Regions from separate parts of the Homo sapiens genome. Here region 1 is linked to region 2. Evidence: read pairs that join two places in POLR2A ChIA-PET (ENCODE). Cell type or tissue: PC-3. All regions are shown on one strand.

Evidence for each region. Peaks named below come from ENCODE experiments on the same cell type or tissue, not always from the same donor. Only the 100,000 strongest peaks of a DNase experiment are listed, where the experiment ranks them.
Region 1: POLR2A ChIA-PET joins it to region 2 with 9 read pairs; 2 of 35 experiments call an interaction of 5 or more read pairs at or near these places.

The regions. Positions count from the first base shown.
Region 1 is chr1:84,153,220-84,161,219 of GRCh38, forward strand. The region is part of intron 1 of PRKACB (protein kinase cAMP-activated catalytic subunit beta); the gene reads left to right. Among named protein-coding and RNA genes, the nearest start is that of PRKACB, 13 kb to the left of the region's middle. RefSeq lists an enhancer at 2,285-3,484. In PC-3, no CTCF peak of the experiment used is centred here; a DNase peak (open chromatin) is centred at 3,232; H3K27ac peaks cover 1,814 bases.
Region 2 is chr1:84,231,372-84,239,371 of GRCh38, forward strand. PRKACB (protein kinase cAMP-activated catalytic subunit beta) reads left to right here. Exons shown (of 10, transcript NM_182948.4): 10 at 3,809-7,127. The coding sequence ends at 3,934. Among named protein-coding and RNA genes, the nearest start is that of SAMD13, 66 kb to the right of the region's middle. In PC-3, no CTCF peak of the experiment used is centred here; no DNase peak of the experiment used is centred here.

The DNA of each region.
Region 1 (8,000 bases), 78 kb before region 2:
TAACATCTGAACACAGATCGCCATAACAGATATAATAATAATGAAAAAGGAAATATTGTGAAAATTATTAAAATGTGACACAGAGACATGAAGTGAGCACATGCTGTAAGAAAAATGGCACCAACAGATTTGCTTGACACAAGGTTGCCCCAACCCTCAATTTGTGAAAAGTGCAATATCTGCTGAGTGCAATAAAGCAACACACAATAAAATGAGGGGTGTGCCTGTATTAATGCATTATTATTAACTGCAGTTACCATTCTATACGATGAATCTCCAGGACTTATTCATCCTGTCTAAGTGAAATTTTGTACCCTTTAGCCAACATCTCCTAAATCTTCCTTCCCTGAACCCTCCCATCCTTCAGCCCCTGACAACCAGCATTCTATTCTCTACTTCTGCGATTTTGATGTTTTTAGGTTCCACATGTGTGACATTATGCAATATTTGTGTTTCTGTGTCTGCCTTATTTCACTTAATATAATGTCTTCCAGGTTCATTCACTCTATCACAAATGAAAGAATTTCCTTCTTTCTTAAGGTTGATAGTGTATTCCAGTGTGTAGAATACCATACGTCGATGCCATATCTTGTGAATAATGCTGTAATGAACATGGGAGTACAGATATCTAGATATCTCTTAGACATACTGATTTCTTTCTTTTGATACATACTTAGAAGCTGGATCATATGATAGTTCATTTTTAATTTTTTGAGGATCCTTCATATCATTTTCCATAATGGCTGTACTAATGTATATTCTCACCAACAGTGTGCAAGGGTTCTGTTTTCTCCAGGTCTTAACCAGTGCTTGTTATCTTTTGTCTTTTTTATAATAGCCATTCTAACAGATGTGAGGTAGTAGCTCATTGTGATTTTAATTTTCATTACCCTCATGAGTAGTGATGTTGAGCATTTTTCATATACCCATTGACCATTTTTATGTCTGCTTTTGAGAAATGCCTATTCAAGTCACCTGCCCATTTTTTAAATTGGGTATTTGTTTTCTTGCTATTGAGTTGTTTGAGTTCCTTATATATTTTCAATATGAACTCCTTATTAGATATGTGGTTTGCAAGTATTTTCTCTCATTCTGTAGGTTGTCTCTTCACTCTGTCGACTGTTTTCTTTTTGCACAAAAGCTTTTAGTTTGATGCAATGAACAAACCAATAAGGAATATGAAGACTCTTAATCAGTAATCAAAAAAACCCCAAACAAAATAAAACCTAGTAGTATTTCATGGCTTCACTGGTGAATTTCTATCATTTAACAAAGAATTAATGCCAGTCCTTCTCAAACTCTCCCAAAATAACTGAAGAAGGGGAAATACTTCCAAGCTCATTTACCAGGGCAGCATTGCTCTGATACCAAAGCCAGACAAGGATACTGCAAAAGAAAATTATAGGCCAATATCCCTGATGAACATAGATGCAAAAATTCTCAACAAAATACTAGCAAATTAAATTCAACAGCACATTAAAGGATGATACACCACAATCGAGGATGGTTCAACATACACAAATCAACATATGTGATACACTATTAACAGAATGAAGGGTAAAAGTTATATATAATCATCTCAGTAGATGCAGAGAAAGCATTTGAGAAACTTTAACATTCTTTTATGATGGAAACTTTTTAGTTATGGAAGTGCTGTACTTCAACATAATAAAGGCTACATAGGATAAGCCCTCAGCTAACATCTTAATAGCGGTGAAAAGATGAAAGCTTTTCCTGTAAGATCATGAACAAGGGAAAGGATGCCCACTGTTAAAACTTCTACTCAATATGATACTGGAAGTCCTATCCAGAGCATTTAGGCAATAAATAAATAAATAAATAGCATCTAAATTGGAAAGGAAGAAGTAAAATCTTTTACATGTGCAAATGATATTATCTTGTATATTAAAGACCCTGAAGACTCTACCAAAAAAACTGTTAAAACTAACAAATTCAATAAAGATGCAGCATAAAAAATTAAAATGCATAAATCAATAGTGTTTCTGCATACTAACAATGAACTATGGAAAAAAGAAATCAAGAAAGCACTTCTTTTTACAATATCACAAAAAATGCATAGGAATAACTTTAACCAAAGCAGTGAAAGATTTGTACACTGGAAACTGTAAGGCATTTATGAAAAAGTGAAGAAAACACAGTGAATGGAGATATCTAATGTTTATGGATCTGAAGAATAAATGTTGTTAAAATGCTTCTAGTATCCAAAGCGATCTACAGATTAAATGCCATCTCTTCCAAAGTTTCAATGACAGGTTTCGCAAAAATAGGAAAAACAATCCTAAAACTTGTATAGAAACACAAAAGACCCTAATATCCTAAGCAATCTTGAACGAAAACTTTTTCCACTGTTAAAAATTGGTCAGTGAGTAATAGCAGATGATCTGAGAGACAAAGAACTTTGAAAATAAGATGTCATTCAGAAAGAAGTAATAAGTTGAACAGGAAGAATGATATGTGTCTGAGAGATTGAATATTACTTTCATGTCCTGAAACCATGGTTGCTTTCAGCTTTGGTGTTTCATTATTGTTATTTAACAAGTATGGCTCACTTGAGAGACAAATAAGTTGTCATCTTTTAAATATTCAGTTTAATCACCGGCACACTTATCTATTCAAATTAGCAAGAATTCCAAGGAGGTCTTTTCTTAGAGTCTTCGTTCAGCTGCTTCAAGTATTGCTATACTCCTAGGAGTTTACTCATTCCAAGGAGACTAATTTGCTCTCCAAAAGTTAGTTGAAGAAAGAGATGGAGATTTTTATTTTTTGGAGACAGGGTCTTGCTATGTTGCCCAGGCTGGAGAGTAGTGGTGTGATCATGGCTCACTGCAGCCTTGTTCTCCTGGGCTCAAGCTATTTTCCCACCTCAGCCTCCCAAGTAGCTGGGAATATAGATGCATGCCACTGTGCCAGGCTAATTTTTTTTAAGTTTATTTTTTGTAGAGATGAGATCTTGCTGTGTTGCCCGGGCTGTTCTTGAACTCCTGGGGTCAAGCAATCTCCTGTATTGGCCTCCTAAAGTGCTGGGATCACAAGCATGAACATATAAGCTAGTGATATCACTTTTAGCCACTGTTGATTTTACCACTGCTACATTGTTTCGTGATTTAAAAGTGGCCCCAACAAATTTTATGTACCTTGTCTTGTTGATGTGATGCCACTGATCCTTGCGGAGACCTCAGTGGTTCTTAATGACAGGATGATTCACTCTTCAGTATTATGTTCATTCAAAGGTTATGTCAAAGGATTTCATTTCCTTAATTTATACTCATATGCTTAGTCATCTTGGCTTCCTTGCCAAGTTGGATGTGTGAGAAGGTACTTTCAGCCCATCCCCACACTGTACCAAAATTAGCCTTTCTTTCTTGAAATCTAGTCCAGGGATAGAAAACCAGTGGTCTGTGAGCCAGATGCAACTTGCAGATATGTTTTGTTTAGTTCTCATGGTATTTTTAAAAATAGTTGAATTTTATATCATTATATAAAAATATAAAATACCGTGATTTTAAATCAAGAGATTCATATAAATATCTGGACTTTCATATTCTTGAACCATTGGAGAAACTGATTTCAGTGACCTCTTATTCTCTCAGGAGAAAAAATGGGTTGCACTGAATAATTGTCCTCTTTAATCAGATATACACTATCTGATTTGCTCCAGCATTCACTATTTCTGTTGCTTTACCTGCCTGGCCTCTGTAGTCACTTGGATTTAGCCTACAATGTCTCTACTTTTCAGCCTGAATCACCAACCCAGATTATCATTTCCCCTTTGATAAAGCCTCCTTAAGCATATATTCCTACTTGTAAGCCACAGACCTATCACTAAAATCTATGAAAGAGATTTTTGTAATTCTGAACCTTGAGGAGGATGGAGTCTAGGAGTTGATCCCTTTCAGAATTCCTGTTTCATTTTTTTATGCAGATCTATTTACCTTCTTTACTTTAATTATCTCTGTTTACCACAGAGTATTGAGAAGGCATGGCCCTTATGAAGCCTCAAAAGATTTTGTTAGATCATTCCCCTGAGGTAATGGATGCCTACCAGCCTTACATTTGCATAATTAAATTGTCCACTGAAATGATTCTTCCCACAGCAAAGATCTATTTCAAGCCAACTGTTTCCTCCTCGGTAGAGAAGCATTTGACAACTTTTTTTTTAATTGAGGTATGTTTTCATAACCATATAAATCACTCATTATAAGTGTATAATTCAGTATTAATTAGTAAATTTAAGGATTTGCGCAACCATCAGCACAAATCAGTTTTAGAACATTTAATCACCCACAAAGTTCATTTGTTACCCATATCCAGTCAATCCCCACTCTCACCTCAATCTCAGATAAACACTGATCTGCTTTCTGTCTCTATAGATTTTCATTTCTGGATGTTTTATATAAATTGAATTATATAATATGTTATCTTTTACTTTTGGCTTCTTTCACTAGAATAATATTTTTTAGGTTCATCCATGTTATAGAATATATTAATAATTGGTTCCGATTTATTGTTGAATTATACTATGTTGTATGGATATAATACATTTTGTTTATCCATTCTGCAGTTGATGCACATGAGAATTGGTTTGTTTTTGGCCATTTGGATAATGTTGCTATAAATATTTGAAAAGAAGTCTGTGTGGACATATGTTTTTATTTCTCTTGGGTAGATATCTAGAAGTAGAATTTCTAGGTCATATGGTAAATTTATGTTTTAAAGAAATTGCCAAATTGTTTCCCAAAGTGGTGGTACCATTTTATGTTTTCACCAGTAAGGTAAGAGGGTTCCAGTTTTTTCACATGCTCATCAATGCTTGGTATCATCAGTCTTTCTTTCTTTTTTTTTTTTCCCCTCCTGAAACAAAGTCTCACTCTGTCACCCAGGCTGGAGTGCAGTGGCGCAAGTGATTCTCCTGTCTCAGTCTTGAGTAGCTGGCATTACAGGCATGCGCCATCACTCCCGGCTAATCTTTGTGTTTTTAGTAGACATGGGGTTTTACTATGTTGGCCAGGCTGGGCTTGAGCTCCTGACCTCAAGTGATCCGCCCGCCTCAGCCTCCCAAGTGCTGAGATTACAGGCATGAGCCACTGCACCCGTCTTATCAGTCATTTTGATTATGGCCATTATGTGAGTGTGAATCCGTTGTTCACAGTTGTTTCACTTTGTATTTTCCTAATAACTTTATGATGTTGAGCATATTTTCAAGTTTTTATAACCCATTTGTGTATGTACTTTGGAGAAATGTATTTTCAAATCTTTTGCCCACTTTCAAAATTGAGTCGTTTTTCTTCTTATTATCAATTCTCAATAATTCTTTGTATATTCTGAACTAAGTTCTTTTCCAAAAATATAAATATCAAATATTTCCTTCTAGTCTGTCTTATGTTGTCATTTTTAAAAATGATGTATTTGAAGAGCAAAATTTGTAATTTTAGTGAAGTCCAATTTATCGTTTTTTCCTTTTTGGATTGTACTTTTGGTACCAGATCTTAAGAAATTTGTATCTAACGCAAGGTAATGAAGATTTTCAATCTGTACTTCCTTCTAAAAGTCTATTTTTTGAGTTAATTTTTATATATGTTGTGAAGTATGAATTGAAGTTCTTTTTTCAACATGTAGATCCATTTTTTACTGCACTACTTGTTAAAAAGAATTTCCTTTCTCTATTTAATTATCTTGGCATCTTTCTCAAAAATCAGTTGACCATAAATGAAAGGGTTCACTTCTGAATTCTCAATTCTGTCCCAGTGAACTACATGTCTGTCCTCATTCCTATACTACACTGTCTTGATTACTAAAACTTTAAGGTAAGTTTTGAAATCACATAGTGTAAGTCCTCCAACTTTGTTCTTCTTTTATCAAAATTGTTTTGTCTATTTTGGGGTCCTTTGCATTTTCATATAAATTTCTGGATCAATTTGTCAGTTTCTAAAGAAAAGCTTTATTAGATTTTCATAGAGATTATATATTGAGTTCATAGATTAACTTGTAGAGAATTGTTATTTTAACAATTTTGAGTCTTGGAATCCATGAACATGAAATGTCTCTCCATTTATTTACATATTCTTTAATTTCTTTAGCGTTCCAGTCTTGTAAAAATGATTTCTAAGTGTTTTATTTCTGTTGATATTATTGTGAATGGATAAGTCTTAATTTCACATTTGGATTGTTTGTTGCTAGTATATACAAATGTTATTGATTTTTATATTGATCTTATATCATCCTATGATGTTGCTAAACTCATTTTTTAGTTCTAGTAGTTTCTTTATAGATTCCTTATAATTTTCTACATATAGAATAATTTCATCTGCAAATAAAGACAGTTTTATTTCTTCTTTATCCTTTAATATCTATTTTCTTGCCTCATTGCACTGGCTAGATTTCCCAGTACAAAGATGCATAGAAGTGGTGAATGCCTTATGCCCTATCTTAAGGGGAAAGCGTTCCATCTTTCATCATTAAATATGACATAAGTATAGAGTTTCCCCTGCCCCACATGTCCTTTATCAGTTTGAGGAAGTTCCTTTCTAGTCCTCGTTGTTGAGAGGTTTTCTCATGGCTGTTGGATTTTGTGGAGTGCTTCTTCTGCATATATTGAGATGATTATTTGGTTTTATACTTTATTAATATAACATAGTTCGTTAATTGATTTTCAATGTTGAACCAACCTTACCTTTCATGGAATAAATCCCACATGGTCATTGTGTATGATCCTCTGTATATACTGCTAGATTAAGTTTGCTGGCATTTTGATAAAAGGTTTTTGCATCAATGTTTGCAATGGATATTGGTCTGTGGTTTTCGTTTGATCTTTGCCTAACTTTGGTATTAGGCCTCTTAGAATGAGTTGGGAAGTGTTCCTGCCACTTCTGAATTCTGAAAGAGTTTGTGTAGGGTTGGTATTATCTTTGAATGTTTCATATAATTAACCAGTGAAGCCATCTCGACTTGAGCTTTTCTTTGTGGGAAAAATTTTAATTACTAATTCAATATTTGTGTTACAGGTTTATTTACATTTTCTATTTCTTTTTTAGTTAGTGTTGGTAATTTGTGCCTAAGAGTTTTTCCATTTCATCTGTTGTCTTATATGATTGGGATAAGGTTGTTTATAGTATTCCTTTATAATCCTTTTAATTTATCTAGCATCAGTGGTGATATCATAGTTTCATTACTGATTTCTGTAATTAATATCTTCTGTTTTCTTTTTGTTCATTTTGTTTTGATATTTGGTCAGTCTAGTGAAAGTTTTATCATAAGACTTTTGGTTTAATTCATTTTTCTCTACTGCTTTTCTATATATTTTACTGAATATATTATATATAATATAATACTATAATATATAATAATATATACAAAGCTTAAGTTACTGATTTGGAACTTTTCTATTTTACTCTAAATGGTTAAAGCTATGAATTTTTTTTCTAAACCTGCTTTATCTACCTCCAATAAATGTAGATATGCTGTAGTTTATTTTCATTTACCTCAAAATATTTTCTAATTTCCCTTGGAATTTGTTTGTGATTTAATATCTAAATATTTAGAGATTTCTAAAATTTCTTTCTGTTTTTATTTATAACTTAATTCTGCTGTGATTATAGAATATATTTTGAAAGCTTTGGCAAACCCTTCAAATTAATTGAGACATTATATTTTCTAGCATTTGCTTAATATGTAGAATATCCATGTGTGCTTGATAAGAATGTGTATTCTGCTGATGTTAAATTCTGTATTTTATAAATGTCAAGATTTTTTTGATGGTGTTATTTAAGTTGTTTGTCTCTTTTCCAATTTCCTGTCTAGTTTTTCCATCAATTATTGAGAGAGAAGTATGGAAATTTCCAACTATTAGTATTAAATATTTTTCTCCTTTCAATTCTGTCCGTTTTTATTTTAGTACTGTGGGGGCTCTTCTGTTCAATGCATATGCATTTCTAATTGTCACATTTTTCAGATGTATTGGCCTTTTATAATTATGAATGTCC
Region 2 (8,000 bases):
CTAAAATTCTCTTTTTTGGTTGTGTCTCTGCCTGGCTTTGGTATCAGGATGATGCTGGCCTCATAAAATGAGTTAGGGAGGATTCCCTCTTTTTCTATTGATTGGAATAGTTTCAGAAGGAATGGTACCAATTCATCCTTGTACCTCTGGTAGAATTCGGCTGTGAATCCATCTGGTCCTGGACTCTTTTTGGTTGGTAAGCTATTGATTATTGCCACAATTTCAGATCCTGTTATTGGTCTATTCAGAGATTCAACTTCTTCCTGGTTTAGTCTTCAGAGAGTGTATGTGTCGAGGAATTTATCCATTTCTTCTAGATTTTCTAGTTTATTTGCGTAGAGGTGTTTGTAGTATTCTCTGATGGTAGTTTGTATTTCTGTGGGATTGGTGGTGATATCCCCTTTATCATTTTTTATTGCGTCTATTTGATTCTTCTCTCTTTTTTCTTTATTAGTCTTGCTAGCAGTCTATCAATTTTGTTGATCCTTTCAAAAAACCAGCTCCTGGATTCATTAATTTTTTGAAGGGTTTTTTGTGTCTCTATTTCCTTCAGTTCTGCTCTGATTTTAGTTATTTCTTGCCTTCTGCTAGCTTTTGAATGTGTTTGCTCTTGCTTTTCTAGTTCTTTTAATTGTGATGTTAGGGTGTCAATTTTGGATCTTTCCTGCTTTCTCTTGTGGGCATTTAGTGCCATAAATTTCCCTCCACACACTGCTTTGAATGTGTCCCAGAGATTCTGGTATGTTGTGTGTTTGCTCTCGTTGGTTTCAAAGAACATCTTTATTTCTGCCTTCATTTCGTTATGTACCCAGTAGTCATTCAGGAGCAGGTTGTTCAGTTTCCATGTAGTTGAGCGGTTTTGAGTGAGATTCTTAATCCTGAGTTCTAGTTTGATTGCACTGTGGTCTGAGAGATAGTTTGTTATAATTTCTGTTCTTTTACATTTGCTGAGGAGAGCTTTACTTCCAACTCTGTGGTCAATATTGGAATAGGTGTGGTGTGGTGCTGAAAAAAATGTATATTCTGTTGATTTGGGGTAGAGAGTTCTGTAGATGTCTATTAGGTCCACTTGGTGCAGAGCTGAGTTCAATTCCTTGTTGACTTTCTGTCTCATTGATCTGTCTAATGTTGACAGTGGGGTGTTAAAGTCTCCCATTATTAATGTGTGGGAGTCTAAGTCTTTTTGTAGGTCACTCAGGACTTGCTTTATGAATCTGGGTGCTCCTGTATTGGGTGCATATATATTTAGGATAGTTAGCTCTTCTTGTTGAATTGATCCCTTTACCATTATGTAATGGCCTTTTTTGACTCTTTTGATCTTTGTTGGTTTAAAGTCTGTTTTATCAGAGACTAGGATTGCAACCCCTGCCTTTTTTTGTTTTCCATTTGCTTGGTAGATCTTCCTCCATCCTTTTATTTTGAGCCTATGTGTGTCTCTGCATGTGAGATGGGTTTCCTGAATACAGCATACTGATGGGTCTTGACTCTTTATCCAATTTGCCAAGTCTGTGTCTTTTAATTGGAGAATTTAGTCCATTTACATTTAAAGTTAATATTGTTATGTGTGAATTTGATCCTGTCATTATGATGTTAGCTTGTTATTTTGCTCGTTAGTTGATGCAGTTTCTTCATAGTCTCGATGGTCTTTACATTTTGGCATGATTTTGCAGCAACTGGTACCGGTTGTTCCTTTCCATGTTTAGCACTTCCTTCAGGAGCTCTTTTAGGGCAGGCCTGGTGGTGACAAAGTCTCTCAACATTTGCTTGTCTGTAAAGTATTTTATTTCTCCTTCACTTATGAAGCTTAGTTTGGCTGGATATGAGATTCTGGGTTGAAAATTCTCTTCTTTAAGAATGTTGAATATTGGCACCCACTCTCTTCTGGCTTGTAGAGTTTCTGCCGAGAGATCCGCTGTTAGTCTGATGGGCTTCCCTTTGAGGGTAACCTGACCTTTCTCTCTGGCTGCCCTTAACATTTTTTCCTTCATTTCAACTTTGGTGAATCTGACAATTATGTGTCTTGGAGTTGCTCTTCTCGAGGAGTATCTTTGTGGCGTTCTCTGTATTTCCTGAATCTGAATGTTGGCCTGCCTTGCTAGATTGGGGAAGTTCTCCTGGATAATATCCTGCAGAGTGTTTTCCAACTTGGTTCCATTCTCCCCATCACTTTCAGGTACACCAATCAGACGTAGATTTGGTCTTTTCACATAGTCCCATATTTCTTGGAGGCTTTGCTCGTTTCTTTTTATTCTTTTTTCTCTAAACTTCCCTTCTCGCTTCATTTCATTCATTTCATCTTCCATTGCTGATACCCTTTCTTCCAGTTGATCGCATCGGCTCCTGAGGCTTCTGCATTCTTCACGTAGTTCTCGAGCCTTGGTTTTCAGCTCCATCAGCTCCTTTAAGCACTTCTCTGTATTGGTTATTCTAGTTATACATTCTTCTAAATTTTTTTCAAAGTTTTCAACTTCTTTGCCTTTGGTTTGAATGTCCTCCCGTAGCTCAGAGTAATTTGATCGTCTGAAGCCTTCTTCTCTCAGCTCGTCAAAGTCATTCTCCGTCCAGCTTTGTTCCGTTGCTGGTGAGGAACTGCGTTCCTTTGGAGGAGGAGAGGCGCTCTGCTTTTTAGAGTTTCCAGTTTTTCTGCTCTGTTTTTTCCCCATCTTTGTGGTTTTATCTACTTTTGGTCTTTGATGATGGTGATGTACAGATGGGTTTTTGGTGTGGATGTCCTTTCTGTTTGTTAGTTTTCCTTCTAACAGACAGGACCCTCAGCTGCAGGTCTGTTGGAGTACCTGGCCCTATGAGGTGTCAGTGTTCCCCTGCTGGGGGGTGCCTCCCAGTTAGGCTGCTCAGGGGTCAGGGGTCAGGGACCCACTTGAGGAAGCAGTCTGCCCGTTCTCAGATCTCCAGCTGTGTGCTGGGAGAACCACTGCTCTCTTCAAAGCTGTCAGACAGGGACATTTAAGTCTGCAGAGGTTACTGCTGTCTTTTTGTTTGTCTGTGCCCTGCCCCCAGAGGTGGAGCTTACAGAGGCAGGCAGGCCTCCTTGAGCTGTGGTGGGCTCCACCCAGTTCGAGCTTCCCAGCTGCTTTGTTTACCTAAGCAAGCCTGGGCAATGGCGGGCGCCCCTCCCCCAGCCTCACTGCCACCTTGCAGTTTGATCTCAGACTGCTGTGCTAGCAATCAGCGAGACTCCGTGGGCGTAGGTCCCTCCAAGCCAGGTGCAGGATATAATCTCCTGGTGCGCCGTTTTTTAAGCCCGTGGGAAAAGCGCAGTATTCGGGTGGGAGTGACCTGATTTTCCAGGTGCCGTCTGTCACCCCTTTCTTTGACTAGGAAAGGGAACTCCCTGACCCCTTGCGCTTCCTGAGTGAGGCAATGCCTTGCCCTGCTTCGGCTCGCACACGGTGCGTGCACCCACTGACCTGCGCCCACTGTCTGGCACTCCCTAGTGAGATGAACCTGGTACCTCAGATGGAAATGCAGAAATCACCCGTCTTCTGTGTCCCTCACGCTGGGAGCTGTAGACCGTACCTGTTCCTATTCGGCCATCTTGGCTTCTCCTCTTATCCCAGAAATTTCTTAAGTATTTTGTTGACCTGCATACTTCCTTGAATCAAAATGTTGAGGTTAATAGCTAACCTACTGCTTGCTGCTTCTTCTAGCACTATTATATTTTAGGAACCTAATGGCATCTAAGGATTTCACCGTGTAATAACAGTGGGAATTTATTTTTCTTGGTGTTTGGAAACTCTCAGGAATTTTTTTTTCCTTTTTCTTATTTTTCTCTCCCTCTCAATTATAGGTTGAAGCTCCATTCATACCAAAGTTTAGAGGCTCTGGAGATACCAGCAACTTTGATGACTATGAAGAAGAAGATATCCGTGTCTCTATAACAGAAAAATGTGCAAAAGAATTTGGTGAATTTTAAAGAGGAACAAGATGACATCTGAGCTCACACTCAGTGTTTGCACTCTGTTGAGAGATAAGGTAGAGCTGAGACCGTCCTTGTTGAAGCAGTTACCTAGTTCCTTCATTCCAACGACTGAGTGAGGTCTTTATTGCCATCATCCCGTGTGCGCACTCTGCATCCACCTATGTAACAAGGCACCGCTAAGCAAGCATTGTCTGTGCCATAACACAGTACTAGACCACTTTCTTACTTCTCTTTGGGTTGTCTTTCTCCTCTCCTATATCCATTTCTTCCTTTTCCAATTTCATTGGTTTTCTCTAAACAGTGCTCCATTTTATTTTGTTGGTGTTTCAGATGGGCAGTGTTATGGCTACGTGATATTTGAAGGGAAGGATAAGTGTTGCTTTCAGTAGTTATTGCCAATATTGTTGTTGGTCAATGGCTTGAAGATAAACTTTCTAATAATTATTATTTCTTTGAGTAGCTCAGACTTGGTTTTGCCAAAACTCTTGGTAATTTTTGAAGATAGACTGTCTTATCACCAAGGAAATTTATACAAATTAAGACTAACTTTCTTGGAATTCACTATTCTGGCAATAAATTTTGGTAGACTAATACAGTACAGCTAGACCCAGAAATTTGGAAGGCTGTAGATCAGAGGTTCTAGTTCCCTTTCCCTCCTTTTATATCCTCCTCTCCTTGAGTAATGAAGTGACCAGCCTGTGTAGTGTGACAAACGTGTCTCATTCAGCAGGAAAAACTAATGATATGGATCATCACCCAGATTCTCTCACTTGGTACCAGCATTTCTGTAGGTATTAGAGAAGAGTTCTAAGTTTTCTAAACCTTAACTGTTCCTTAAGGATTTTAGCCAGTATTTTAATAGAACATGATTAATGAAAGTGACAAATTTTAAATTTTCTCTAATAGTCCTCATCATAAACTTTTTAAAGGAAAATAAGCAAACTAAAAAGAACATTGGTTTAGATAAATACTTATACTTTGCAAAGTCAAAAATGGCTTGATTTTTGGAAACAATATAGAGGTATTCATATTTAAATGAGGGTTTACATTTGTTTTGTTTTGTAACCGTTAAAAAGAAGTTGTTTCCAGCTAATTATTGTGGTGTACTATATTTGTGAGCCTAGGGTAGGGGCACTGCTGCAACTTCTGCTTTCATCCCATGCCTCATCAATGAGGAAAGGGAACAAAGTGTATAAAACTGCCACAATTGTATTTTAATTTTGAGGTATGATATTTTCAGATATTTCATAATTTCTAACCTCTGTTCTCTCAGTAAACAGAATGTCTGATCGATCATGCAGATACAATGTTGGTATTTGAGAGGTTAGTTTTTTTCCTACACTTTTTTTTGCCAACTGACTTAACAACATTGCTGTCAGGTGGAAATTTCAAGCACTTTTGCACATTTAGTTCAGTGTTTGTTGAGAATCCATGGCTTAACCCACTTGTTTTGCTATTTTTTTCTTTGCTTTTAATTTTCCCCATCTGATTTTATCTCTGCGTTTCAGTGACCTACCTTAAAACAACACACGAGAAGAGTTAAACTGGGTTCATTTTAATGATCAATTTACCTGCATATAAAATTTATTTTTAATCAAGCTGATCTTAATGTATATAATCATTCTATTTGCTTTATTATCGGTGCAGGTAGGTCATTAACACCACTTCTTTTCATCTGTACCACACCCTGGTGAAACCTTTGAAGACATAAAAAAAACCTGTCTGAGATGTTCTTTCTACCAATCTATATGTCTTTCGGTTATCAAGTGTTTCTGCATGGTAATGTCATGTAAATGCTGATATTGATTTCACTGGTCCATCTATATTTAAAACGTGCAAGAAAAAAATAAAATACTCTGCTCTAGCAAGTTTTGTGTAACAAAGGCATATCGTCATGTTAATAAATTTAAAACATCATTCGTATAAAATATTTTAATTTTCTTGTATTTCATTTAGACCCAAGAACATGCTGACCAATGTGTTCTATATGTAAACTACAAATTCTATGGTAGCTTTGTTGTATATTATTGTAAAATTATTTTAATAAGTCATGGGGATGACAATTTGATTATTACAATTTAGTTTTCAGTAATCAAAAAGATTTCTATGAATTCTAAAAAATATTTTTTTCTATGAAATTACTAGTGCCCAGCTGTAGAATCTACCTTAGGTAGATGATCCCTAGACATACGTTGGTTTTGAGGGCTATTCAGCCATTCCATTTTACTCTCTATTTAAAGGCCGTGAGCAAGCTTGTCATGAGCAAATATGTCAAGGGAGTCAATTTCTGACCAATCAAGTACACTAAATTAGAATATTTTTAAAGTATGTAACATTCCCAGTTTCAGCCACAATTTAGCCAAGAATAAGATAAAAACTTGAATAAGAAGTAAGTAGCATAAATCAGTATTTAACCTAAAATTACATATTTGAAACAGAAGATATTATGTTATGCTCAGTAAATAATTAAGAGATGGCATTGTGTAAGAAGGAGCCCTAGACTGAAAGTCAAGACATCTGAATTTCAGGCTGGAAAACTATCAGTATGATCTCAGCCTCAGTTCTCTTGTCTGTAAAATGGAAGAACTGGATTAGGCAGTTTGTAAGATTCCTCCTAACTTTCACAGTCGATGACAAGATTGTCTTTTTATCTGATATTTTGAAGGGTATATTGCTTTGAAGTAAGTCTCAATAAGGCAATATATTTTAGGGCATCTTTCTTCTTATCTCTGACAGTGTTCTTAAAATTATTTGAATATCATAAGAGCCTTGGTGTCTGTCCTAATTCCTTTCTCACTCACCGATGCTGAATACCCAGTTGAATCAAACTGTCAACCTACCAAAAACGATATTGTGGCTTATGGGTATTGCTGTCTCATTCTTGGTATATTCTTGTGTTAACTGCCCATTGGCCTGAAAATACTCATTGTAAGCCTGAAAAAAAAAATCTTTCCCACTGTTTTTTCTGCTTGTTGTAAGAATCAAATGAAATAATGTATGTGAAAGCACCTTGTAAACTGTAACCTATCAATGTAAAATGTTAAGGTGTGTTGTTATTTCATTAATTACTTCTTTGTTTAGAATGGAATTTCCTATGCACTACTGTAGCTAGGAAATGCTGAAAACAACTGTGTTTTTTAATTAATCAATAACTGCAAAATTAAAGTACCTTCAATGGATAAGACAATTGATTGAGTCGTGAATTCTACTTGGTGCCCTCATCTCCTGATTTATTTTCCGCTGATACAAGAGATGCTTATAGATTCCTAGTTTTTATGTGTTTGGGTTGATTTCTGGGTGGTGGGAGCAGAGCACATTGGGGAGGAATATATCCGCCAGTCTACTCACACTGGATGTTTACTAAGAAACTGCTAGATTCATTTAATAGTTTCTCAAAAGTGTTTCTACTTCTTTCTCATTTCTCATATTGGTTCAGATTACTGCTAACATAATGTTCTAAATATTCATATTTAAAGGATTTGATTCTTCAAGAGCACTCATCCTTCTATTGTAACAATGAAATATTAATTTCTAATTTTTTCTTCAGGAGTGTTTTTGAGCTTCACATTACCTCTTTTCATTTTAGACAGGTTAATTAGTGTGTATTTCCATAGTTGTCTTTTACCTCAAGAAATAATCATTTCTTTAGGTAATTATTTTAATGGCTTGCCATTTTGTATGATTGTTCTTGCAAACATTTCTATTTATGCATTTTATAACATGGAGCTTACTATTTTTATACCAGTGCTCGCTTCATTTTATCATTATCAGGGCTTAATATAAATGCAGTTTTCTCATTTCCTTGTAAAACTAATTACAAAAATCTAGGTATGTCTTTACTGAAGAACTATCATCATTTGAAATCTATTTAGCTGTAAATTTTCTCTTGTGCACAAATACTGGATGTGAAGTTAAGTACTTTTCATTTAAGCTTTCCTGAAGATTTTCCATATGCTTATTTAATAGCCTTTATGCCTGTTGTTATGACCTGGATTGTGAACTGTGAACAAAATTCATACTGAAATTCTAACCACTAGTACCTCAGCATGTGATTGTTTTA